Linked DNA regions of Mus musculus: region 1 is linked to region 2. The links are chromatin loops, found by intact Hi-C in ENCODE. Cell type or tissue: left cerebral cortex. All regions are shown on one strand. Each heading gives the region's core, and the rest is flanking DNA. Links, peaks and the distances in the headings are about the cores only. Region 1 overlaps Gmds (GDP-mannose 4, 6-dehydratase). Region 2 overlaps Gm40876 (a long non-coding RNA gene).

The links. Peaks named below come from ENCODE experiments on the same cell type or tissue, not always from the same donor. Only the 100,000 strongest peaks of a DNase experiment are listed, where the experiment ranks them.
Region 1: it touches region 2 in a loop (4-fold over the local background); 6 of 42 quality-filtered maps call a loop at or near these places.

The regions. Positions count from the first base shown.
Region 1 is chr13:32,208,859-32,221,494 of GRCm38, forward strand. The region is part of intron 4 of Gmds (GDP-mannose 4, 6-dehydratase); the gene reads right to left. Among named protein-coding and RNA genes, the nearest start is that of Gm52055, 19 kb to the right of the region's middle. In left cerebral cortex, for the core only: a CTCF peak has its summit at 5,392; DNase peaks (open chromatin) are centred at 4,983 and 5,393; H3K27ac peaks cover 1,007 bases.
Region 2 is chr13:32,486,605-32,499,240 of GRCm38, forward strand. It overlaps Gm40876 (a long non-coding RNA gene), which reads left to right. Exons shown (of 4, transcript XR_873209.2): 4 at 6,457-6,677. Among named protein-coding and RNA genes, the nearest start is that of Gm40876, 27 kb to the left of the region's middle. In left cerebral cortex, for the core only: a CTCF peak has its summit at 6,906; DNase peaks (open chromatin) are centred at 6,141 and 6,906; H3K4me3 peaks cover 710 bases; H3K27ac peaks cover 342 bases.

The sequences.
Region 1 (12,636 bases), core at 4,144-6,643, 280 kb before region 2:
TCATAAAACTACCTTAACATTTCTAATTTTTGTTGTTTGTTCCCTAAGAGCATCACCTATAATCAACTAATACACTTTACATTATAAACTCTCAATGAACATACCCGCTAAGGCTGCCTTATGATCCTATAAATCAAAAATCTACTCATAAGTAACTACATCTTCACACTAACTTTTTTTTCCATAAAAATCATTAATAATTCATTAAACAGGAACTTCTGGAAAACTGTACTGGAATAAAACTTATCAACAATATTTGATATGTAGGCTTTGTTCCTACAACCACAACCTCCTTAATCAGATCATAGAAATAGTTGATTTATTTGCTTCCGGTTTTCCCTTTTGATCAAAGTTGGGACACAATACATTCTCTCTGCAATAGGCTCCAATTTTTAAGAAAGACATAGTGAGATATTAAAGTTAAATACAGAAACAAATTAACACTGGAATTTAAGTTTACTCATGTGACTAAATAAATTTATAGAGAATGCACATCTGCTTATTTTCTTAAAGAAAAACCAGCATTTAGCGTTCAAATTGATAGTTTGTAGATAATAATTTTTTTCTAGAAGGATATTTCAATGATAAATGTACTACCATAGCTGATAGAACATTCTCCTTTAATTTGTGCTTTCTGAAAAAAAAATGAAGCATAATGCTTTTTCTATCCTATTGTGTCCAAGGTATAGGCCTACTTTAAAAAATGAAATTAAGAATTTCTAGAGAAAACTACTTTATACAAAAGTTTATAAAGTTATCAGATTCTTTCTCCAAAAAATAGTTTTTAAAAGAGATTGAATCTTAAACCTTATGGTTTATTTGTTCTTAGTTTTGATTAGACATTATACATAATTTATACTTTTAAAAAAGCATGCCATTTTAAAGATAACAAACGATATTGATACTGACAGGTCCTGAGATTGAAACAAAGCTGGTAGAACATGTGATGAAAATTCTGTCCACTTCCCAAAGCCTCACACCCATTCCACAGATGAGGAAAGTGAAGGCTGGCAAAGCTGTGTGTTTTATTCTTTCTTACTTTACATTATATAAAAATTCACAAGTACAGTTTTCTTGTTTTTTATCATACACACAAACATACTCATGAACGCATGAATGCACAAATACCCTATTCTAAAATTTAGAAACCTTTGTATTTCAGTATATCAATACAGCTGTATGTCAATAAGTCCTAAGCTGAGAATTTTATAACTAAACCTGTTTTTAAAAAGTATATAAATTGTTCTAACAATGAAACTATTAGTTCATGTTTCAATCTTGGATTTAACTTGGAGATTTCGGATAAATTTCAAAGAGATAACTGAATTTTCAGAAGTTAGTCATGTTTAGTTACTGTAAAGTTCTAAATGTTACAATCAATATTTTTCCATATACTGATGTTTCATTAAGATATGTGTATATGCAACAAATTATTTTATTTCATTTTATAAAGCTCTATTTGTAAAGGCCTACAGTCAGTAGAATTTAAATAAACTACAGATTATCCAGTAAGAGATTTGATATGTAGCAGCAAACATATGTCTTTAGTTTAAGTTTTACTAAAGCAGATGGAAGAGTGGAGGAAAAAAAAACTAGGCAGAAGTACGTGACAGCCACCAAGTCTGCATCACTGAGAAGTCAAAGAGCTCTGTGTAGCTTTTGGTCCACGGAGCTAGAGCAGGACGACACACAGAGCATCACGGCTTAAGCTGGGCTCCAGACTCCTTCAGTAAGCAAAAGAAACATCCCGAGAAGTGGCACATCAAAGCATGGGAGCTCGGCCTTGCCTCACACGAAAGTAAAGAAGTGTAAGGCTTACCCAACAGTTAACTTTACTAAAAGAGAAAAGATCAAATGTGCTAGTATCTTCTATATAAATGAAAGAAAATTAAACAGATGAGTTAAAACCATCTGTAAACTTCCTTTTATTATGAATGAAAATAAAAATAATATAAACTATTTCTATTAAATCTAAATGAGTATGTCAGTTAAATTGAGTTCTTTGAAAAAGTGTTTAAATTTTACTGGAAAGATTTTACTAAAAGTAAGTATTTAGAATTTGATTGATGCTACGTTATAAAGAGTAATATTTTGTACTAGTTTCTGATAAAAATCCCTAATCATATTCAGTATTTAACTAGGATTATTATGTTGTCCATTAACATACACCTTTTCCATGATGATATACCTATAAATACTTTCTAAATATGCTTTACAGTCAACAGCTTTTATAAAGAAAGTCTATGAAAGCCTGGCTAAAGAATAAAAATTACAAGCTGCATTTCACACGTTGTAGACATGTATCTGTTTTAAGGATTAGTCTCTGAATCTTGGGGCAATAAAGTTGTACCATCAAAACTCGCAATGATATGAGATGCATTGACCTGGTAGAATCCTCATTAAGAAAGAGAGGGGGAAGGCAGGAGAGTGTGCTAAAGTATGGAAGAATCTCTCATATAAAGAAAGGACACATTCTTTGTGAAATCTCTCCTCAAAGAATACAAACATTAGCAATACACTTGTATGTATTTGCTACCCTGGACCCTATAAAAAATAATAAAAGGCCCAGTACAGGGGAATGCCAGGGCCAAAAAGGGGGAGTGGGTGGGCAGGGGAGTGGGGGGGGTATGGGGGACTTTTGGTATAGCATTGGAAATGTAAATGAGCTAAATACCTAATAAAAAATGGAAAAAAATAATAAAAGGAAATATAGTTTGGCCCCAAATTGAACACTATATCATTCATATTTTCATTTCCCACTACTCATTAGTACTTGATGAAAGATTATCAACACTTGAAAAGAAATAATTTATGATTACCATCCCATTCTATCAATTTACTTTTAAAAGTATTTACCATTTTAAATTACTTTTTATCAGGTAACAGAACACATTTGGAGTAAAACACCAAAAAACCTTTAGAATACTACTTAAATCTTCTGGCAGCATCACTCAAACAACAGAGTGCCTTTGCTTTCCTAGAACTGTAACACCACTTCTTTAAGAACATTAATGGTGACATAATTTGGAAAATTGAGCAAGACAAATATTACTTAAGCTATAATGTTATAAAACATTTTTAAATATCTAAACTATAGTAATGTTTACTCAAGTAAACAAATATAAAGTGATCATAAATTAAAGTTTATTGTAAGATGCCAATAAAACATAGAAATCTTCCTTTATGTTTCATATAAATTCCATTTTAGTTTGGGGGAAAAAGGTGCCCTTTTTAAAAGTACATTTAAGAGATTATGAGAAAATCAAAAGTATTTTATTATTTATTCAACATTTAAATGTTTGTATAAAATATAAAATAATATCAAGGAAAGTTAATATACCAGTGATAACATTAATAAAATCAGCAGTTTGTTTTTAAGCAGAGAACAAAGCTCTTCTGTTAGTAAGCAATACAAATCGCTCATATTGGCTGTGTGCAACATGATTCTTTTGAAACCAAAGAGTTTGAGGAAGTGATGTTGCAACCCTGTCCTTTTTATGAAAACCATGGCAAAGAAAAGGTCAAATAAATAATACGTATGATACCATCCTATTAAGAAAAAGCACATAGTCTTAATCTAATGTCTGCCAAATGAGCTAAACATACAAAAGGAAGGCAGTTACCTAAAAAAATACAATATTCTGGTTAAAAATTATTTTTCAAGTAGTATATACTATTCTAAACCTCATTAACAAGTATTAACAATAACTTACAAAAGAATTTGTATATAATAACCTATACTTAGATTTTTTTAAACATGTAGGATGATAAAAGTTCACCTTATTAAATTTTACTAAATTAATTAAAATTATCAAAAAATTACATGTATACAAATCAAAACTTGTATAGTTTTTATGTTCACGTAGCAATGCTAAAAACATAAAAAGAGTTAACACAGACCTTCCTGTGCATACAAATTAAAGCTAACACAGTAGATAGTTTAAGAGAGAAAAACTACCTAAGTACATATCTTTTCTTACCAATATGTGGCAGAGCAAACTCATTTAATCATTAATAAGTAACAAGAAACAGCCAAAATATGTTTTATGCGTCATTAAAACCCCATTGAGGCCATTACAGTCCCCAGCAAAGTGATGCTGGAAACCACCTTTACCCTGGCCACCACATTCCCTCCTGACCTCACTCGGCTGAGGCAGCTAGAGGGTGAACGGCAAGACTCTCATGTAAGCCTTTATTAACTATGAGAAATAAATTATATTAAGTGTTACTTTTTGAACTCAGAAATGAGGGAAGGGGTTGTTAAGATATCAAATTTACTAGGAAAATAATTATGTGAGAAATAAGTTGCTGTCACATGAGAGACTTGCCAGATGCTGTATTTAAGCAAGTTGTTATACACACCTTTAGAATCAATTTTGTGACAGAGAGATTAGTCTATGATACTAAATTGCCTGAAGAGAATTAAAAAAAAAATGGTGGGGGAAATGTTTGGTGAACAACATTGCCAGTTCTTTAGGAGTGTTTGTAAGCAGTAAGAGACCACTGTGATTCAATTGTTACATTGTTACAAAATGCCCTTCTACCCAACTTGCAGATTGCAGGCTCTAATAAGTGCGCTTCTATTTCCTTAGCTCCTCCTTTCTGTGATTTTTACCAAATACAATTCTAAAACTTGAAAATTACCTAGAAGTTTGTGAGAACACACAGAAAGGTCGTCAGAGCCAGACACATATTAAATATTAATTATAATGATGACTGTCATCTTCTACAGTGATTATGTCATTATATAGGAATGCTAATTAAGGCATAAAATGACTTGTTAATTGAGAACGTGTTCTGAACAAACACATTTGTACTTGTGTATTTAATAGAAAATCCAGCCTGGAGACTGGGCCGTAATAGACTGCAGTTCTATTTTTTAAAATGCTGACATTTGAGCAAATGTTCCCATGGAATGTTTGCCTGATTCGTGGACTGACATTTCCTCTTTGTAACTTGCTTAACTAAAAAGGAGCCATGCAGGCCAAACCCCACAGTGCACACAGGCAGTAGGCCATTTCTCGCCACTGAAACTTTCGTAAGGTTTCTCTTTTCCTTCCCTCTTCCCGTACCACCACTCTGTCCTCACTGTCTTCTTATTTTGACACACACAATATCATAGCTGCTTTTAGTCATCTTACAATAGAAGACGTACCTGAAAAGATTAAGATTTCCCACCTGGGATTTGTCCAGAAATTCAGTGTATCATAGTCCCCCACAGCTTCTTCCATCCTGCTATACTTGTGTGTTATCAATAGTAGCTTTCTTTCTTATTTTAGATTTACTTACACTAAGAACCCAGGGAACCAAGCTGATGGAAATCAGTGTGTATTGTCACTCATCTTTCATTCTAAAATCAAGGCTGACCTCCATGTCTGTGGCACTTTGCTGCCATCTATGTGTATAAAGAAGCATAACAATCATCCTTGTGGCAGAAACTCTGCCTGGGTCCCTAAAGGAACAACCCTGTCTCTCAGCTAGATAAAGGGGAGCCTTCCTACCCTAGAGCAGAAACTTGCTGGAAATTTCTAGGACTTCCTCTGTGAAGCAACGTCATTAACACTGACGTGCAAAGGCGCATTATTTAAGGCATCTAGTTTTTATCGGAGCCAATAGTTTTTTACCCAATACAGATATTAATAAAATATTTTTAGCATAGTCAATACTTCTCCCATTACAGAATTATATTATATATTATATATTATATATTATATATTATATATTATATATTATATATTATATATTATATATTAATTAATATAATGACTTTTAAAGAGTTAACTATTGAAAAAATAAAAGTAAAAACTAAGATACTTAAAAAACTTAAGTAAATAAATTCTATAAAATAAGTTGATTTTAATCAAAATTGCCATTTAAATATCTTGCCAGGACAAATGACCATTTAGCCAAAAAAAACCCCTTATAATATTTAATATAAGGTAAAAGCAAAAGTAGTCTTTGCTCTTGTGATGTAAAAACAAATGCTATGGTGTAATAACCATTTCCCTGCTAACCAACACTGAAATGCTTCTTTCCAGAAAAGACAAGCGAGTCTACCAGAGTCTGCCACAGCCGCACAGCCCGGCTGTGAAGGATCTTAACAAATGCACAACAGACTCACATTCCAGAGTGAGTGCTACGGAGTAGGAACACAAAGAAAAGGAGCCTCTCTTCCAGTCATAGGGAAGAAGGGTGACTGACAGTCAAGACGAGGGGCTGTCCTAAAGAGTCGGAGGTCGGGTTTGTTGATATTATTCATTTCCTAAAGAGAAAAGCAACAGAGAGAAGAGCGCTGGCCCTGAGTCACCAAACAATGAGAAGCCCTGATTATGCTACTTCCACTCTATTGACCCATTCTTCACAACTTCCCAACACCATCTCTGTAAAATTCCATTTTACTCATTAATACTATGACCATATATAACTTAGCTCATATTTCAAATGCACCATTTTCCAAAGAGTTCTCCAAGTCCTACTGATGAATTTAGCCATTATAACAGACCAAGCAACACTTCATGCAGTCTTATAAATAAAACTATTCTTGCCAGGTGTGGAGGCAGAGGCAGGTGGATTTCTGAGTTCAAGGCCAGCCTGGTCTACAAAGTTAGTTCCAGGACAGCCAGGGCTACACAGAGAAACCCTGTCTCCAAAAACAAAACAAAAACAAAACAAAACAAAACAACAACAACAAAAAACTATTCTAACTGCACATTATAAAATAAACATGCAAAAGATACATAGGTCGTTGTGATTTAATATCAATTATGTCTATTAATCATTGATATTAATATTTTAAAAGTACACACCACATAGTACATAAAATTTTCTTGTTGCTGGTACTGATAAAGTATCAATTAATGATTAACATAGAAACCAAAATAAAAAGTGCTTATGCATTAAATTTCTTTGAATTAAAAAGGTCTCATTTTATCTTTTTGTTCCAATTTTAAGGACTGTACTTTAAAAAAATAAATTTATAAACAAAATACGTACTAAAATGATGAAGTGAGATTTGTGCCTAAAACAGGATCTATTAAGTCTCTTAAAGGGGAGCTTAATTCTTCAAATACAGACACCAATCTGAGAGAAGGCAATGTATATATGCCTTCAAATATTAAATAAACCTATTATTTATACACTCATCTAATAAGAAATTCTAAAATCTGTTTCCATTCATCACAAAAAGAAAAGAAAAGAAAAGAAAAGGTAATTTCACTCACATTACATTTACTAATGACAACATTTCTTCCCATTAGTATTTACAAAATCACCTTGGACATGAACATTAAGATACACATGAACATTTAGTGATTTGATTAATTTTAGCTTAATATGCATAAATTGTTCCAAGAGTGAAATACTTTTGATTTTATTTAGTTAAAAAAAAAAGCTACTACTGTAAATAGATTAAGTTTGGAAAAGCTAACAAACACACCTTTGTGTGGTCCATTAATTATAAACAAAATTCCAAGCATTATTAGCTGTTATCAAAATTACAATACCACCTAGATCTAATAAAACAGAACAATCTGTTTGAACAGGGAATGGAGAACTTTCATAGAGTGTTCTCTCCCATAAAAATTCTTAATGGACTATAAAGGACTTTTTAAGTGGTTTTAGATTTGAATTCAATTGCTTAAATCTATAACAGGCTTCCAAGAAGAATGTGAGCCAGATGACAAGCAGAGACCCCCACCAGCAGTGTACACACCTACCTATCCTCATGAATATAGGAGTTTTAAAAGACCACATTTCATCCTAGAGATCATGAAACTGTTTCTTTGCAATGAAGTATAAGGACTGTATCTATACAGAAGAGGACAGCAAGTAATCAGAATGAAAAGAGGGCTACAGAGCAAGAACACACAAAAGGCAACTGTCTTCGGTCATAGTTGAGGTTTGTCACCTACCTACAGACATTGTTCATGTCACCTTACATCCTCTGTAAAGGGGTCACATTTTTGAGAAACAGATCCATGCAAACTCAAACATGCGTGGACCCATGTTTGCATAGCAGTCTAGATATAAGACAACATAAACCCTTATGTTCTCAAGGCTGCAATGATGGCTCTCTCTCAAAATACAGCTGTTTGCTCCTCAGGCCTATGAGGTATTTCAATATTAACAATGTGCTAACAAACTAGAGGATTTATGTTGCTTTGATCACATTCAGGAACTGAATATGATAATGTAACAATTTCTTCAAATTTTGATCAATTCAGGTATCTATTAAGCAAAATAAGTTATCTTCAGTGCCTCAATAGTCACAATTCATACAGGTTAGTGTTATTATTATATGTTAACACATAATTTGTTCAAAATGTGGTCATTTCAGATGAGTTAATTCCAAACATTCCTACTTTCCCTGTATATTAATTTATCATGCTGTATCATGCATTGTATTCAGAGCTTTCTAGATATAAAAATACCACTCATATGGGATTAATTCTAACCAGTTCCCTCCAGCAAGGAAAACATCTTAATTCAACCTACTACACTGAAACTTCACTTTTTGTAGTAAAAGATAGGAATGACAACAGAGGTAAGACTTCTGTCACAGTTCAATGGTTCCCCTGCCCTATCCCCATTTTGGGTCATCTCCACTCAGTAGCACAGATGACAAACTGGAATCAGCCCTAGGTTCAAGGCTACACAGAGCTTGGCTGCCCATCAACTGGCAATCTCAGGCAGGTACTTGTGAAACAAAGGCATGACCTGGGTTACTGCCAAGAGCTCTGACACCTCAGAATTCTATGGCCCATGTAATAAAAAAACAAAGGGCCCCATGCATCATTTCCCCTTTTAGAATATGCCACACAAGCTAATGTTTCAGCAGAGCAACTATAAGCCTTTGACCAAGGAAAGCAGTCTTGCCTAGCATTTCAAGGCACAGCTGAAGCAAACCACTACCTTCATCCTCAGCAGAAGCAGCACTGACTAGCATGTTGACCACGGGACTTTTAGCTCCATCTACTTCCGATAATCTGCCTCATGTTAGTCCAAACTATGAACAAAGAGCACAGGAAGCTTGGAGGTGGGAAGGTGACAGAATAGGCAATCTGCACTTCCTTCCCTTCTTACCCACAGCATTCATTTCTGATCTACTCCCTGATGATGATGGTGCATTCTGCAAACAAGAAAAGCAGGGCTCTTGGCATCAAAATGAGCTTTCAATAAAGGCTGGTATTGTCAAAAGACTAAAACAGATGGTATTTAAGGAGTGTTACAGTCCACTGCAAGAACATGGGCCCACAGAAGAGCACTGATAGAAGACACTACAGCCTAAGGTATGCAGCTTACTGGAGAAAACAAGCCTTAGGAGGCTCAGTCAGTTCATGATATAACCAGGGTTTGAAATAATGGAAAACCTCAAATGTAAGTCTTGTGAGAGACAGGGCAGGCTACTGGATGTGCAGCTTCAGAATGTGGCAAAGGAACTCTAATGTACACCCCTAAATTAAGATCCCTTTTCCGTGCCACAGTTCTCATGAGGACAGTCCCAAAAGTGAAAGTCATATTTAATTGCTATCCTAATACTGATTACAAATGCCCACTGCCACAGTGCATTCTGCACTGAGTCTAGCAAAAGGCAGCGGCTTAAGAAGAGAAGTAGATGACTGTGCTCATCAATGGAAAATTAATGAACTCTACCATGCGAGTGTACAGGTCCAGGCCCTGACTCACATTTGAGGATGTTCCTTCTAACTGCAATAGCAATGTTCCCCATCTATTCATTTTTTTGCTCACACCTCCCTGCTAGGTCTCCAGAATCCAAAATAAATAGATCAATGAGTAACAACACAGAAAAATAGTCCTTCTCTGATGCTGGTTGTGGACTTTTAATAGGCTACCCCCTGCTCTGTTATAACTGTACAATTAAGGACCATGTTGCTGCAGTTTGTTTTGTGGTATTACTAGATTGGTGATATACTAGCCAGATATAAAGTCAACCTGCCTTTCTCACCATAATGAATGTTCTTAGTGCAACATGCCACTTGCCCCTTCTCCCAAGAGATTCCTGCTTTCTGGAGTAAATATTGGATTTAGTTATCAATCTGTAAATTGCAACTCAGAACCTCCAGGAAATAGATGACAATTCTTTTGCTTGGTGAATTAAATTTGCTTGGTCTCTTTCCCAGGGTCTACCCATGTAATTCCTATGCCTGTTTTTATTCCCAGTTTTATTTGCTGGACTTGCGTTTCTAGCTTCTCTCCCTGATTCTGACTTAGTGACTGCATGGTCACTACTACAACAACTAGCCCCTTGTTCACAAGCAATTCTGCTTCACGGCCAGCTTCCTGAGCTTGCACAGGCTCCTCCCTTTGGGCTTCTCCAATCAGAATCTACCAGCTGGTGTGCTCAACAATGGAAAGGGAGTCGCAGCTCACTTACCTACCTCCTTCAACCAAACACTCAGGCCTCCTTACTGTCACAGAAAAAAAGTGAAGCAAGTAACTTAGAGAATCAAAAGGGAAAGTAGTAAGGATGACAAGACTAGACGAGGAATACAAATTATGGAGTTAAGATGTCCAATAAGAGAAAGTTTGAAGGAAATATAATAATGGTCTTCATCACTGATAGGTGATTTGAAACTCTCTTCTCAAAACTAAAATGATACTACACTGCAGGCATGGGGGAGGAAGTGAGTACAAGAAGAAATACTGCAATGTGGGAAAAGACGTTACTTTATGAACACTACCTTATTTTGTCACTGGTAAGGATAATTTTCTTTATTCCCCTTTAAAATAAATTATAGAATATGAAGACCTGAATTCCCATTCTGGATTAGGCAGTTACCAAATGGATTTGAGTGGATGACTTCATTTACAAAAGTGAAAGTCATATTAAATTATTTCTCATTCATGACTGGCTTATGACTAAATAATTTTCATATGTTTAAAAAGTTCAAAGCAATTCCATCATAATATTGTGAGGCAAATGCAATCAACACTGGACCAGGTTCACGGTGGGAAGATTCTCATAGTACTGTGACTGTAGAATGACCTAAGATCATCAAAGAAGCTGGGGGAAAAAAGTAGACAAATTCCAAAGGCACAGCTATAACGAATGCTGAGCACATAAGTAACAAATGTATATTCACAAGGTATTTTTTTTTAATTTTTCCTAAAACATTTTTTTCACTCCCAAGATGGGCAGGACTAAACTGTATCATTTGTTCCTACTGAAATGATGTCATTATGCTAGGTTTAACTGCTGTTAATAACTGGGACATTGCAGTCATCCCTCACTTTCCCCCACGTAAGATCCAATCAGCCTTTCAATGAACTACTTCATGAGTCATAATTTTACTGTTTATGATTCAGAAAAATGTCTTCAGTCACTATTTCCCAGACTGCTATGGGCTCATTCCAAGAAGCAATTTCATCTTCATTGGTTTCCTACAGGAAGCCAGACCAGCTTCCTATTATTTTATTTTCCTTACTTTTAGCAATACCAAGGCCCACATCAGATTAACTGGAAGTGTGAGTGATAGAGAGTTTATGCTGCACAACATGAGGCCAACACAAACAATGCCCAGTCGCGAAGTCAAGAATTCAAAATTAAACACAAAATGTGCTAATATTAGACCATCTTTCAAAATATTATAAAATAGCATGTTATTTTATGTTAATCTTACTGAACACATTACACCAGTCAGAAACAAATTTTTATTTAATTTTTGTATGAACAGAGTAAATTCCTTAAAGATATTAACATTTAGAGCTAATATTTTAATCCCTTGATAATATCAAAACAGACCAAAATCTGAGGCCATAACTGCAGCTTAGAGTGATCAGAGGGCTGTAAACTCACTGTCGGGCAGTAAGCCAGGAGAGCCGTGAGGACACTACAGCCCTGGCCAATCCTCTTCTTGGTGTCAACTACCCACATCTAAGCATCAACTTGTCTTTAGCTTACTGCACAGAGATATGAAATGTGTGTTTTAAAAGACACATATCGTACTCATGCTTTGTCTTGAGACAGAAGGATTTTTTTTTTAAGGTATCAATTCTCATAGGCTACAGACTACCTGACAAAAGAGAGTGTGAAGAAGTGAGGTATACAAGACTCACTCCAGACTTTCTCCACTCTCACAATTCTTGGTTACAGGTGTCGTTTGTGATTTAAAATCTCACACTGCCATGAACTGGTGATTAGTAGGACTAATTTTTATCTGACTCAGAAGCTGGTACATTGAAAGGACAAAGTCTAAGATGAATGCATTTAAAGTGACTGTCTGAATGAACCAAGACAACCTGAAATACTAGAGAAATGTTTCCTAAAATGTGGCTACCAGACTAAGCTTAAGGGCCAACTGGAAACTTCCTAAAACTCCAAGTTCTCACCCTTACCCTGGACTTGAGAAATCAGAGTCTGGGAAAGAGGCCTAGCAATTTTGAGGGGACACTGATCTAAGCTTTACTATGTTGTTCTCTCTTCCTTCCAACAGGAAATTCCTTGAGAAGAATTCACTCATTTTACATTCCCCCTTTTTTTTTTTTTGAAAAGATTTCTTCTTCTTTTTCTTTTCTTTTTTTTTTTTATTTATTAGGTATTTTCCTCGTTTACATTTTCAATGCTATCCCAAAGGTCCCCCATACCCACCCCCCCAGTCCCCTACCCACCCACTCCCC
Region 2 (12,636 bases), core at 5,362-7,861:
GTATCCCTGGGTCCCATTTGGGAAACACTACGTTTTATGACTTTAGAATACGGTATGTTTATGTCAGAGAAAGCCATCCCCAAGTACAGGAATTTGGTGCAATAGCTAATTTCTCTTAATTTGAACACATCTGTTTTACCTGTGCTGACATTTTTTTTTCCTGAAGAAAAATGTTGCCCCTTGTGGAATTGAAGCCTCTTTCAGCTTTGCCAGCATTTCAGAAATAAATGAAGTGCTAGTGCAAAGCCGCTTTCAGTGAGCCACGGTCTGCCAAGCTGTGGGTCCTCCCACAGCCTCAGGGATGTGGAGGGGAACCGTCCTAAGTGATGCCTGAGGTTAAAACTGGCTGGACAGGAAAACAAGAGGAGGCAACTGGCTTGGAAAACTGCAGCTGGGGCTGTCCCCATTTGGGAATTCATCTTTTAATTTCGAATGGTTGAAATTCTTAATTAAGTTCAAGGTAGAAGCTGACCTCAACCAAGACACCCTCAACCTTCACCATTCCTGTGTGTCTACTCTAAAGTGGTCGTGTGTACTTTGGTTTTAAGGTAAATTTGTTAACCCACTTGAGGATGGCTGAGCTAGGTAGTTTGGTTTGCTTATCCACAGAGAGACTGCACCACACAGTGTGAAGCATTCAGAATCATTGTCCCTTGAAAATAAGTTTCTTTTTAGTGACATGATGGTCCCTGACATTTGATGGCTGAATTTATTGTTACTTTTTAATTGACAATAATGTTATAACAATAACATGTAATGGAAACCATCCTTTACAAAATTGACTTTGCCTCTTGTCCTGGGCTATGGAAACACCTTCTTAAGTTCTGTAGCTCCTGAGTCTTCACCACATGGTCAGTCACCCTGGCTCTACAATCTAGGCATTGTAAGATATGTAGAAGATATGCTTACTTCTTTAAACCACTTAGGGCATCTGTGATTTCTCTAATGGGTGGATAAGCTCAACTTGAGGACCATTCATTTCCAAATCTTTGCCTCCTAAGACAATGTTTGTTGGGAATGTAAGTCATCGAATATGATGAGCAATGGAGCTATGTACCTAAGGTCCTCTTGGGACTATGGATTCAGGGTCAATAGTTTCTTTCAGTTTTAGTAATACCACCCTGATTGCAATTGGTATCTTTAAGAAGAAAAAAAAAATCAGCTCAGAATGGAAATGATGTCTTCCAAATACAGAAATGTGGATTTATCATCATTTCTCTGTATTCTTTTGACACTGCTATAAGAGAAGCAGGATAAACTTCTTTCCATATAGAACTTTGGTAGTTACTGCCTTTCTTAACATTTTAAAACTCTCAAAATCAACAGGAGCAATGCTTCCTCCACAAGGCACAAAAGCTGACGCTTGAGGGTGGTGGTGAAATCTTCCCTCTTTCCCGTGTGTCACAGATGAACATGCAAGAAATCAGCATGATAGTGTGCTTTCAGAAATCTGGGGACAGGAATCTAGCAACAAACAAAAAGGCTCTTTCCTCAAGAATAGCAATAGATAAGGGTTCCAAGTTGATCTGTTTTTGATAATTTACTCTATGTAACACTAGCCATAATTTCAAACTCTCTGACATCATTTAGTCTTGAAGAGATCCTGTGGTTTGGATAGGATTAGAATAAATGGTTTGTTCAATATTCTTGTTTGTCAATCTTACATGGTTACTTAATTTCAACTAGCTTTAGTATTGCTAATAGTGACCATTATTCTATAATGCTTATATTTAAATAGTTTTATCTATGCAAATACAGAGTATTTGTACTATAATGAATAAAATAGATATAGTCTCTTTAAAGAATTTCAAAGTGTAGATTATCTTAATTTAGGTATGTTGGGCCCAATATACTCATAGGTGTTTTAATTATGAACAGTTAAAGCTTAAGTTATCATTATTATACAAATATCCTGAACTATATTACTAAAATTCCAGGACAGATTGTATTGTTGCTGTTACTGTTGAGCTCTGAAGTGCTAAGGGGGCTGGGGGAAAAATTCCTTGTTATTTAGAAAGAACCTTATGCTTTAAAGTAAAAATCCATGATACCAGCCTGTGCCCCCAAACAGTTCTGTTTTCCATGGATGATCTAGGCCGGGCCTAAAACAAACAAACAGAAAATTCTACTAAAAAGAAAACATAAATCTGAGCTGTACACTTAAAACAAAGAACCGAGTTCTTCCCAAAGCAGATGAAAGAGTTGATCTTTGTTTCTCAGAAAGGGACGTTTTTTAAAGCTAGCTCATGGACGATTTCAAAGTCATGAGCACATCTGCTAGATAGTGATAGATTCAGTGTATATTTTATAGTAGTACGGAATTTAAAAAATGGAAACGCCTACAATATTATTTCATCCAAAGCATAACAAATACAGAGAGCAGGGTCACTGGAGCTGATGATTTAAACAAATAGCGCCATTCAACAGGCATCCGACACTAGGAGGGAAAGGTTGAAAACAGCACTACTCAGCTTGGTGTTTAAAACATTCTTCCTTTGTGATTAACTCGAAGAACTAAGTAAGGCTGGTTTGCATTTTTCTTTGGGGTCGAAGGAAGTCACTGAGATATAATTTCATGTCTGACTTTGAAAACTGGGGGAGGGGGGGAGGGCTTGATGTTATCGTGACTTAGGCCATGTTTTTGATGGATTATCCTGGGAAAGAAGAGTTGCTACAGAGCTCCTACCATTTAATTCCTCAGGATAGTAAGCCGAAGCTAGTAAGCTAGGTAAAGTCTAGGGGCAGCTTCTGAGCAGCAAGCTGGGGCTGGAAGCTGGGTTTGGGGTGTTGGTAGCATCCTGCTTCAGGGTAGGTAGGACACTGAGTTAAGTGAAGGAGGCAGATGGTGGACTTGTGGGAGAAACTGTCATGTTGTTCCTCATTGGGAAGGGGAAGATTCTAGTCAGAGGTCCAAGGAAGACAGCTTTACATCCTTCAGTTCTAATCATTGCTGAAGACTGAGGTGAAAAGCTTGAAGCACGTCTCAGTTTCTGTCTGGGTCAGACCCAATATTTTTGTTTGTCAATCTTAGTGGACAAAAATCCACTTAATTTCATCCAGCTTTAGTATTGCTAATAATTATCATGTTTCTATAGCACCTATATTTACACCGGTATTTATAGATGTGAATACAATATAGTTATACTATAATAAATAAAATAGATATAAGCTCTTTTGAAAAATGAAAGGATTATAAATTCAAGGCCACCAACTGGTATGATCCAAGAGGGTTTTACAGATGGCTCCATACATTTCAGACTTGTTTCCTTGTCAATCAATAGGGACATTAAAGCCACTTTTGTATATGAAATGTCGGAAGAGCTTGGCATACAATAAGTGTTCACTAAGTAGCAACTCTATCTTTGGGCTGCACTGAAACCAAAAGTTGCCATGTGAAGACAGACCTGGGTCTACCTACGTCAGGGTGACTAGACTTGTTTGTTCCAAAGAAATGGTACAAGGCAGATAAGACTGAAATCAAAGCTTAATTTTCTTGTTTGCTTCAAGAAATTCCCCCAATCACATTTTAGAGAAAACAAAATCTGCTTTCCTGTGTAAAAAGCTTACGTATTAGGGTATCAAGTTTACTCATTGAAAACAATCATTCCATTGAGTCCACCAACCCCAAGTCATGATTCATATACCAGTGTGTTGCCCTGAAAGATCTACCTTAAACAGCCTGTACCCAGAACTCAAAGCTTTATAAATGTCCAGCTTCTAACCTCACCCTCCCAAGACTGAAAAAATTCTGTGACAGTGTTAGTCTTTCTTATTGTTATGAGTGCAGACACATCTGATTCGGCTTAATTTATAGTTAATTGACCCGTGAAGGTTTGTGGTACTAGTTCCTTGTGTTTCATGGGTTTTGTGCTCCTTGATTTACATGACATCTGTGTAAGGGCAATGACAACAATTTCAACAACAATGACAACAGCTTTCATAACACAGAGGCCCTGGGTGACTCTGGTTCTATTAGGTTGAGAATCATTTTTATTTTTCAAAAAGAGGGCTGATATCATTATAATGCAATGGTAAAGATTTTTCTTTTCTTTTCTCTTCTTTTCTTTTCTCTTCTTTTCTTTCTCTTTTTGATGCATATAATTTTCTGAGTGCAATTCCCAAAACTGCAAAGAAACAAGAAAAAATAATAAGGAAAGCCTAATTATTTTGTCTGTTTTCTTAATTAAAAAACTAGAAAAATTATTTTTCTAATGGTTTCAAGTGTTTTTAAATTTTATTCACTTAAAATTCTTATTTTAAATAGACAAAATATAATTAGGCACACATACATATATTGTACAGAGTAAGGTATGTGATTAAGTAAAGACAAGACAATTAGCCTACTCTACTCACATACGCAGTAATTTGGAAGTATGTAGCATGTTATCGTAACTATAACCATCATGTCTGACCACAGACCTCACCAATCTGTTCCTTTTGCCCGGCTGAAAATTGCCCTCCTTCCCGCTTCTTGCCTCTTTCATCCCTGGCAGTCACCACTATGCTCTCTGCCACTAGTTTGACTGTTTTGGCTCTCACATACAGTTCATATCAAACAATTGATCTCTTTTTGTATCTGGTTTATTTCAGTTAACATAATGTCCCCAGGTTAAGTGACAGAAATGTCTAAGGGTAATGGATAGTGATCCAATTATATATATCACATAATATAATATTTATATCTATCACATTTTCTTCATCTATCCACATGTCAACAGACACCTGGTTTCAGTTCCATCACTTGGCTACTTCAGACCATGCTGCTGGGGCGAAGACAGCAGACATACTGACTACAGCGCCCTTGGATGCATACTTCAAAGAGTACTGATGGACCACAGGGTTACTCTGCCCTTTAGTTCTTAGGAACCTTTAGGGTGAATAGTTTCCCATAATGGTTACTCCAGGTACAAGCTCACCAAGAGTATATAAGGGCTCCCTTCTCTCTGCTTTCACGCCATGAAGAAACATAAGCTGGGATACCATGCTTGTCAGGTTGGCTTTTGTTTGTTGTCACCTCAAAGCCTCAGGGAACATGCTTAAATGCTTCATTCACGTGACTGCTGGGAATAGGCTGGCTCTCTGTCCCTGTCACCACAGAAATGAAGCTCACGAACAGCAGATACTACAGTAGATGTTAACTGAGGTGGGCTATTTGCTCTGCCCCCTGCGTGTGGAGGAAGGGTAGACCTGCTTTTTATTCTCATTCTGTGACTTGGGCTGAAACCCACGTGTTAGCTGCCAGCCGTACTTCCAGTAGATGTGGTTCCCCAGTCGAGCTGCGCATTAAACAGAATGGTTAGTTACTTCAGCATTGAGATGACCACCACACCTGAGAGCAGTAATGGAAGGGATGAACGGTTTATTTTGGCTCATGGGTTTCAGTCAATTTAAGGCGGGGACAGGGAAGGTATGTGGAGCAGCTCGGCTCCTGGCCATGAGAGCTGCGGCAGAAGCTGATCATCACTGTAGTGAACCAGGAAGTAGACAATGAAGCAGACACTAGAGGCCAGGTAGAAAGAGTCAAAACCTACTCTGAGCTGCCTACTTTTGTTGGCTAGAACCCACCTCCTAAATATTCCACAGCCTCCCTAAATAGTACTGCCAGCAGGGGAACAAACATTCGAAACCTAGCCAATGGGGGCACGTTTTACATTCAAACCCTCACAAATATTAAATCAGCCAAATTGTCTCCACTGGGCTCTTGGCAGCTGTATACGCTCTGGATAACGAAGGGGGTGGGGGTGGAGGGGAAAGACCTGTCTCCTATCTATCCCCAAACCTGAGCACCAAGGACTTTTTCAAAGCATGTAAATTCATAGACTTCTCTTTTCATCTTTGCACACAGAGACTGAACCCAAAGCTCCATGGCGACTGGATAGAATAGTCCTGCTCGATGTGTGTACCCCCGCTATCTGAGAGTCCCCCTCCTTTCAGAGGAGGCACAACTAAATTTGAGTTCCAGATAAACACCAGATACTTCTAAAGTGTTAAGCGTGGCTCCCAGATTGCACGGGGATATACTTACACTAAAAATAATCTTATTTATCTGAAAACCAAATTGAAGCACTCGTCCTGTGCTCTGTCTGGCAACCCTCCTAGGAATTATGAAAGTGTGCTTGAATTAAAGCCAGCTTTCTCTGCTTGTTCTTCTAGAATATTCTGAGCATGCCATAAACTTGCCTGTGCTTCTTAAATTGATTTATTAAGTTACCTGTGTGGTGTGGAGCGGTATCCGACCAGACTAGTGAGGAACTACAAAGAAACCTCTGTTGAGCAGGAGCAAGTTCGCTGTGGGAACGGAAAAGGCAGGAATTAAATTGGGTCTTCTGAGTTTAGGCTTCAGGGAGGGAAATGAAGAAGTGGCTAGCGAAGATCTTAAGTGTAGCAGTTTGAAAATAACATTCAGCTGTCAGAGCTCTCCGTTTAGAAGTGTATCTCTCTGTCATTCCTTGCCAGGTTTGTGCCCGGAGAAATGCAGTCAGCGAATCTCCTTTACAACGCCAGGCTGATGGTGGCCAGATGTCAATCTGGGTGTTTCTCTATTTTACTGCTGTTATATTATCTTTAAACTACTGAACAATGGTTTGTAATGAGACTCCTAATATACAGTAGTCAAAATCATCAAGTTACAGAGTCTGGAAAAGCCCATCTTGAAAGTATTTTCAATACTTTCTACCCTTTTCAGAAACCCATTCATTTATCTCAGTATCTCATAGTTATAGGGCCCTACGTTCACACTCTGAACAAATAAAAAGAACTTCTGGGGAAAATATGTTGGTGTAGTTATTGTTTTCATTATCGTACATCATGTTCATATTACTGTGGGAAAGAACCCTTTTCCCTTGGAAAGGAAGTTTCCTGAGAGGTTTATGTGTGGGAGCACACCGGTACAACATCGCCCTCCACTGTCTGCTAAAGGGAATGCATGCTTTCGTGGTCTGTGAAGAGAAAGCCGGAGCCAGGAGTTTTAAGTAGGTCTGTCATGTTAAAGGTGGGTTCCCCCACTGTTGCAAGCACAGGTGTGAGGTTATCAACAGAAGTGATGGGTTGGGCTTGCACCATTAGTTTTTCTAAAAAGCAAAAACGATATGAAGTGTACTCCAATTCTAGGTGGGGATTAAGAAAGGGATTGAAAATCGTCTTCAGTGAGTTTTAGCAAGACATCGTCACGAAGAACGGAAGGCTCTTTATCTTGTTTGTTCTCCTCCCTTATATTGCAGCAGATCATGATGGACAAAAGGAAAGAGAGATCCCCTGCAGATCTCAGCAGCCAATCCAGGAGCTGGATGTGTGCTGACTCAGGTCCCACAGCATCTAAGCGTTTGCTGTGCCCTTTACCCTGTCCATCTGGCAGGGCAGAGATGTCTGTTTATTTTATAGTCACTGAAGTCTGGGAGCAATGCCTCCTCCCCAGCGTGACTACTACACTTAGGCTGGCCTCTGGGGTCACCTAGTATTCCAACCGTGACTCTGAGTCAACACCAAGTGTTAGTGAAGTGTAGGTTTCATAAGCTTCTCGGTCCCACCATTGCGTTTTGCATGTCTTAAGCCCGAAGTACTTGCCTTTTACTCTAGAGTCGGTTATTTCTCTTAGAGTAGTGCTGCTAGATGACATTTTACTTAGTGTTGGTGGCAAAATGAGTTCTCAAAGTGTCCCATTGATGCCTCATTGTAAGGAAGGATTTGGGAGGGTGGGCTACCTGTCGAAGTTTATTGCTCTCTTAAGTCTGTTTTATTCAAGAACGTGTGTGAAGTCACATTCAAGAAAGACGAGCAGTTAGTTTTGGTCTGTTGGCAAATGATTCTTCCACCCCAGTGGCGTGTGAAGTGTTAGGGGGGAATTATAAGTCGGGTGTATTTGGAAGGAGTTCAGATTCTTGGGCTCAGAGGACACTGTTGGATCAAGCTAAGGTCACTGCCAGATGAGTACACTGAATGAGAGGGGTGATGTTTTAGTGTGCTTCATAAAAGGAAGAAGCTGGTAGCATCTTAGTCGGTTTTAGAAACTTAGACTCGATGATTCTGCTATGTCTCTAAGTCTGATTCTTCCAAGCATTGACTTCCAAGGAGAAGCAGCACCGGACAGAAGCCAAGCCAAGCAAATGTAACCCTTTCACAGCCCTCAACGACGCTCCTTAAGTGAGGCTGTGTAACCAAACACTTTTGAAAACTGTGCTAAATAGAGTTAAAGAAAGCGATACTTCGGGAGACATCAGATTCTGAGAAATCCAGGTTAAAAATCCACCGTCAAGTGACTGTCTTTCACCTACACTTTTCGGCTTGTTTGTCACTGCAGGCCAGGGGCAATTCTGCCTCTGCTTCACTAAAGGTGCCACATACACTTCTGTGACCAATTTCCATAAAGTTCGCTTAACAGTTCAAACTTTATTAAGACTCTTGACAAAAACAGCTGCTAGAATTGCAAAGGAATGTAATAATAAAAAAAAAAAAAGCAGAGCCAGAAACAAGCAGTCTATAAAAGCAATATCCACAGAGGCCAACTCCCCCTGGGGTGCAAACTGATCCCAGAGTCTGTCCATACCATGCGGATCCCCAAATGGGCAGACAGCAGGACACCCTGACCCAGCGGAAGCTTCCTGCCTGAGGCTGTGGCCATCGCTCCACTGAACACCAAGCTGAGGTCAAGGCAGGATGCCAGATTAAAAAAAAAAAAAAAAAAACAGGCCAAGAGAAGGAAGGCACGGTGGTTTTAAAGAATGGGGACAAACTGGAGCAAGTTCATTTCATGCTGGTTTTATTACGCAATAAAAAATCGCCAACACATACTCATTTACTAAAGAGAAAACAAGAAGTGTTTAGCTGACTGGAGTCTCCATATCATTTCACACTGGAGAGGTGCACAGTGAACTTAGTGGGTCCTGTGACTCCCTGGACAATCTTAGGGTAGATTTCAGAGTAGAGTAGGACTTAGGTTAGTGTTGATGGCCCACTCTTGTTAAGCTTCTTTGACTTGGGAAGCTGTCCCGTGTATAGTTGATATCCTCTTATAAGGACCTGTGATATTACAGGGAAAAGAACCGCCTTCACTGTGTCGCCTTCCACGTCCAACTGTAATATGTAGAAAATGGTAAATTAGAAAATGTGGTTTTCTCCCCGCTTGCTCCCCTTCCCTCCTTTCATTCCTTGCTTCCTTCTTCCTTCATTATTATTATTGTTTTAAAATGTGAAACAAGGTCTCACTGTAACCCAGACTCACAATCTTCCCCAGAGCTGAGACTGCAGGCAGTGGGGTGGTATTCCACTATGCCTGGCATTTTACTTCTGTGGTTTGGATTGAAATCATAGATGAGGCATCTTGAAGAGGTTAGTGTGGTGAAGGAAGAAGAGAAATCAAAAGCTAGCGCTCTCTCTTTGCGCTGCCCACTCAACATACATGCACAGTGTGACAGAGAGACCATGTGGGAAGCCCCGAAGAACAGAATCTAATCTGTCACGTGGGCATGGTGGAGTCTGACCCCTGCTTATGCACGAAGAATTATCTGGGGGAACATGAAGGCATGCCTTTAGTGATTTGAAAGCTGAGGGAGACATCTGATGGTGGGAGGCCATGTGGGGGCTGCCAAATGGGCAGAAACGTAAGGTGCTCTCATTCAGTGTCTTCTAGTCGTGCAGGTCCAGGGCTCACGTACATCATTTTCTAAGGGAAGTGCAGGGATGCCTATCTTCCTTCAGAGTGAGAGTTGAGCTTGGGTAGAACAGGGTTGTGGCCCTGCCTTCTGTCTACCCATCATTCACTCATTCATCAAACACATGCAAGCTCATAATGTGCCAACTGCTGTTCCAAGCAATAACACGATGGGCATGTGTCCCTGTCCTCCAGGCCTCCATAGAACAAAGAGAGTCGCAAGAGTAGTGTGAGCTGTGTGGGAGGTGGGAGCTTAGGGGAATGTCAACTCACTGGGACTAGGGCCTTGAAAGGATGAGGAAACTGTGGTTGCAACCTGAACCTAGCAAAGTTATCTGGGTGGAAGATAGTTGTGGAATGTGTCTCTTTCTCATTGGGGAGGGCATCTACAGAGGTATTGTTGGAGTAGAACAGCTTCTGAGAGAAGAGGCTGGGGGCGGGGAGCAGCAGACCACAGTGGAAAGACAAGGTTGATCTTCACAGGACCCTGGCTTTCCCCCTCACCAGTCTGTGTTATGCAAGAAGGATGAAAGCCTGTCCTCCCTAGAGGTATGCACTGTCCCCAGCAGCGCATCTTGTTTAAGGATGAGTACATGGTTTCGTTGTTCAGATTCATCAGAATGAGAAGCAAGGTGGTCTGTGTTGGCAAAGGGGCTAAGAAGGTCCAGAGCAGGGCTCTTCCCGCCAAGCAGGAGAGCAGTGAAGAAGCGATCTTGCCTCTGATCCTGGCTCATCAACATGGCTGGACCAGGCACAGTGAACTTCACTCCCAGAGCATAGAGAAGTGGCAGCATGGAGTGGCTGAGGACCAGAAAGCACCACTGGGGCTCATGTAACACCGGGTGCCAGGTGACTTCATCCTTCCTTGAGTCACAGCCTTGAAAGGCACCAGGCTAGCAGCATATGCTTCTGTTGGTTTTAAAGTTTATAGCTTTATTGAGATATAAGTCACATCTTATAAAATTCACCCGCTTTCAAGTATACAATATATTTTTAAAAATCTATAATATTTTGTAAATGTAGTAAAATATATGTATGCTATTTTAACAATCTTGTACAGTCCTGTAGCACTAGTTATATTTGCAGTGTTGTATAACCATCACCGTCGTATCTATTTTTAGTAGATTTTCATAATCGCAAACAGGCTCTGTTTAACCCTTCCCTAGCCCACTTGTAACCTTTACTTTCTATCTGCATGCTTTCCTATCTTAGTATTTCCTGGAGGAGGAGTCAGTTAACACTTGCATTTTTGTACATTTGGCTTCCTAGTTTAAGATTTTCAAGCTTCACCCACATCCGTTGTTTCTAATGATCGAATAGTATTTCACTGTGCTTGCATTCTGCATTTTGCTTATCCGTGTGTTTGTTGATGGACACATGGTGTCAAGACTGATGCCTAATTATTTTTTTCAAGCCTAGCTTTTAGACCCTCAGAGTTCACATGGTAATTCTATGTTTAGCTTTCCTGGGGAATTGCTATACTGTTCCCACAGCAGCTGTGCCATCCCAAGCTCCCCCCAGCCCTATAAGAGGGCTCTCATTTCTCCATATTCTCACCACTGCTTGTTTTCCATGTTAAAACAATATTGTTACAGTCATCTCAGAGGACATAAAGCAATATGTCCTTGTGGCTTCCATTTGCATGTCCCTGGTGCTCAAGGATGCTGGCTGGCATCATTTCACTGGCAAAATGGGCACTTGTGTGTCTTCCTCAAAGAGACATGGGAATCCCTTTTCTGTCTCAGAATTGGATTGTGCTTTTTAATGTGGTCTAGGAATTCTTTGGATATTCTGGATATTGAACGTTAGCTGGAGATAAATATTGGAGATATTAAGCTTTAACTGGAACTCCTGTCCCAGATATTTCCTTCCACCCTGTAGACTTTCCCTCTCTTGGAAATTTCCCTCGATGCTTTCTTCAAAGTAGGTAAATGGATCCTTCCTCCCTTATTGCCACAGCTCATCTCTATTCAGGTCCTGTGAGTGTGGGAAGGAAAGGACTTCACTGTGTCCAGACACCACAGAGCTTTCTCAACCAGCTCCTCTCACAGGGGCCCTCTCTTCCTGAGGGCATCACCCTGTAGAATTCTAAATTCCTCATGGTTGAATTAATCATTTCCCATCCACAGAGGCTACTTTTCAAAGTAAATATTCCACTCATCTGCTTACTCCTGGGCAAAGTCCCGGGCCCTGCTCAGCCACATCTGCTCCCAGAGTTTCATGTCAGGTCACCGCATTCCAGACAGAATAACCCTGTGCATTTGCAGAGCCTGGCTGTCCTAAAGTCTTCACATGGCCACCTCGTCACAACAGAGCAGAGATGTGTGTAGATGTTTAGAATTCAGTCAGGATGTAGGAATTTATCCTTCCTAAAGACGACAGGAGTCTTTGAGCTGTCGCTGCGAGGATGTCACTCACAGTTCCTCAAAGTTCTAGCTTGGAACTTGGCCGAGCTATCAGATAACATACCCGTGTCACATGTCCCTTCCCAGTTCTACTCAGCAAACCTATCACCAGCCCTCAGACTCCTCAAGTATCCTGAACTTAACAGGTTACGAGGACAGTAAGAATTCAAGGTGGGGCCAGGCAAATGGCCAGAGCCGTATCCTTCCTTCCTTCCTTCCTTCCTTCCTTCCTTCCTTCCTTCCTTCCTTCCTTCCTTCCTTCCTTCCTTCCTTCCCTCTCTCTCTCTCTCTCTCTCTCTCTCTCTCTCTCACTCTCTCTCCCTCCCTCCCTCCCTCCCTCCCTTCCTTCCTTCCTTCCTTCTCTCTCTCTCTCTCTCTCTCCCTCCCTCCCTCCCTCCCTCCCTCCCTCCCTCCCTCCCTCCCTCCCTCCCTTCCTTTCTTTCTTTTTTTAATTTTGTTATGGAAAATTCCAAGACTATACAAAAGCAAAACTCCAGCGATCCTCCGGGCAGCCTCAAGGACCATTATCCACGCATTCATGATCAGGCCTGTTCCAGTTGCATTTCTACCCACTCTCCCCTGCCC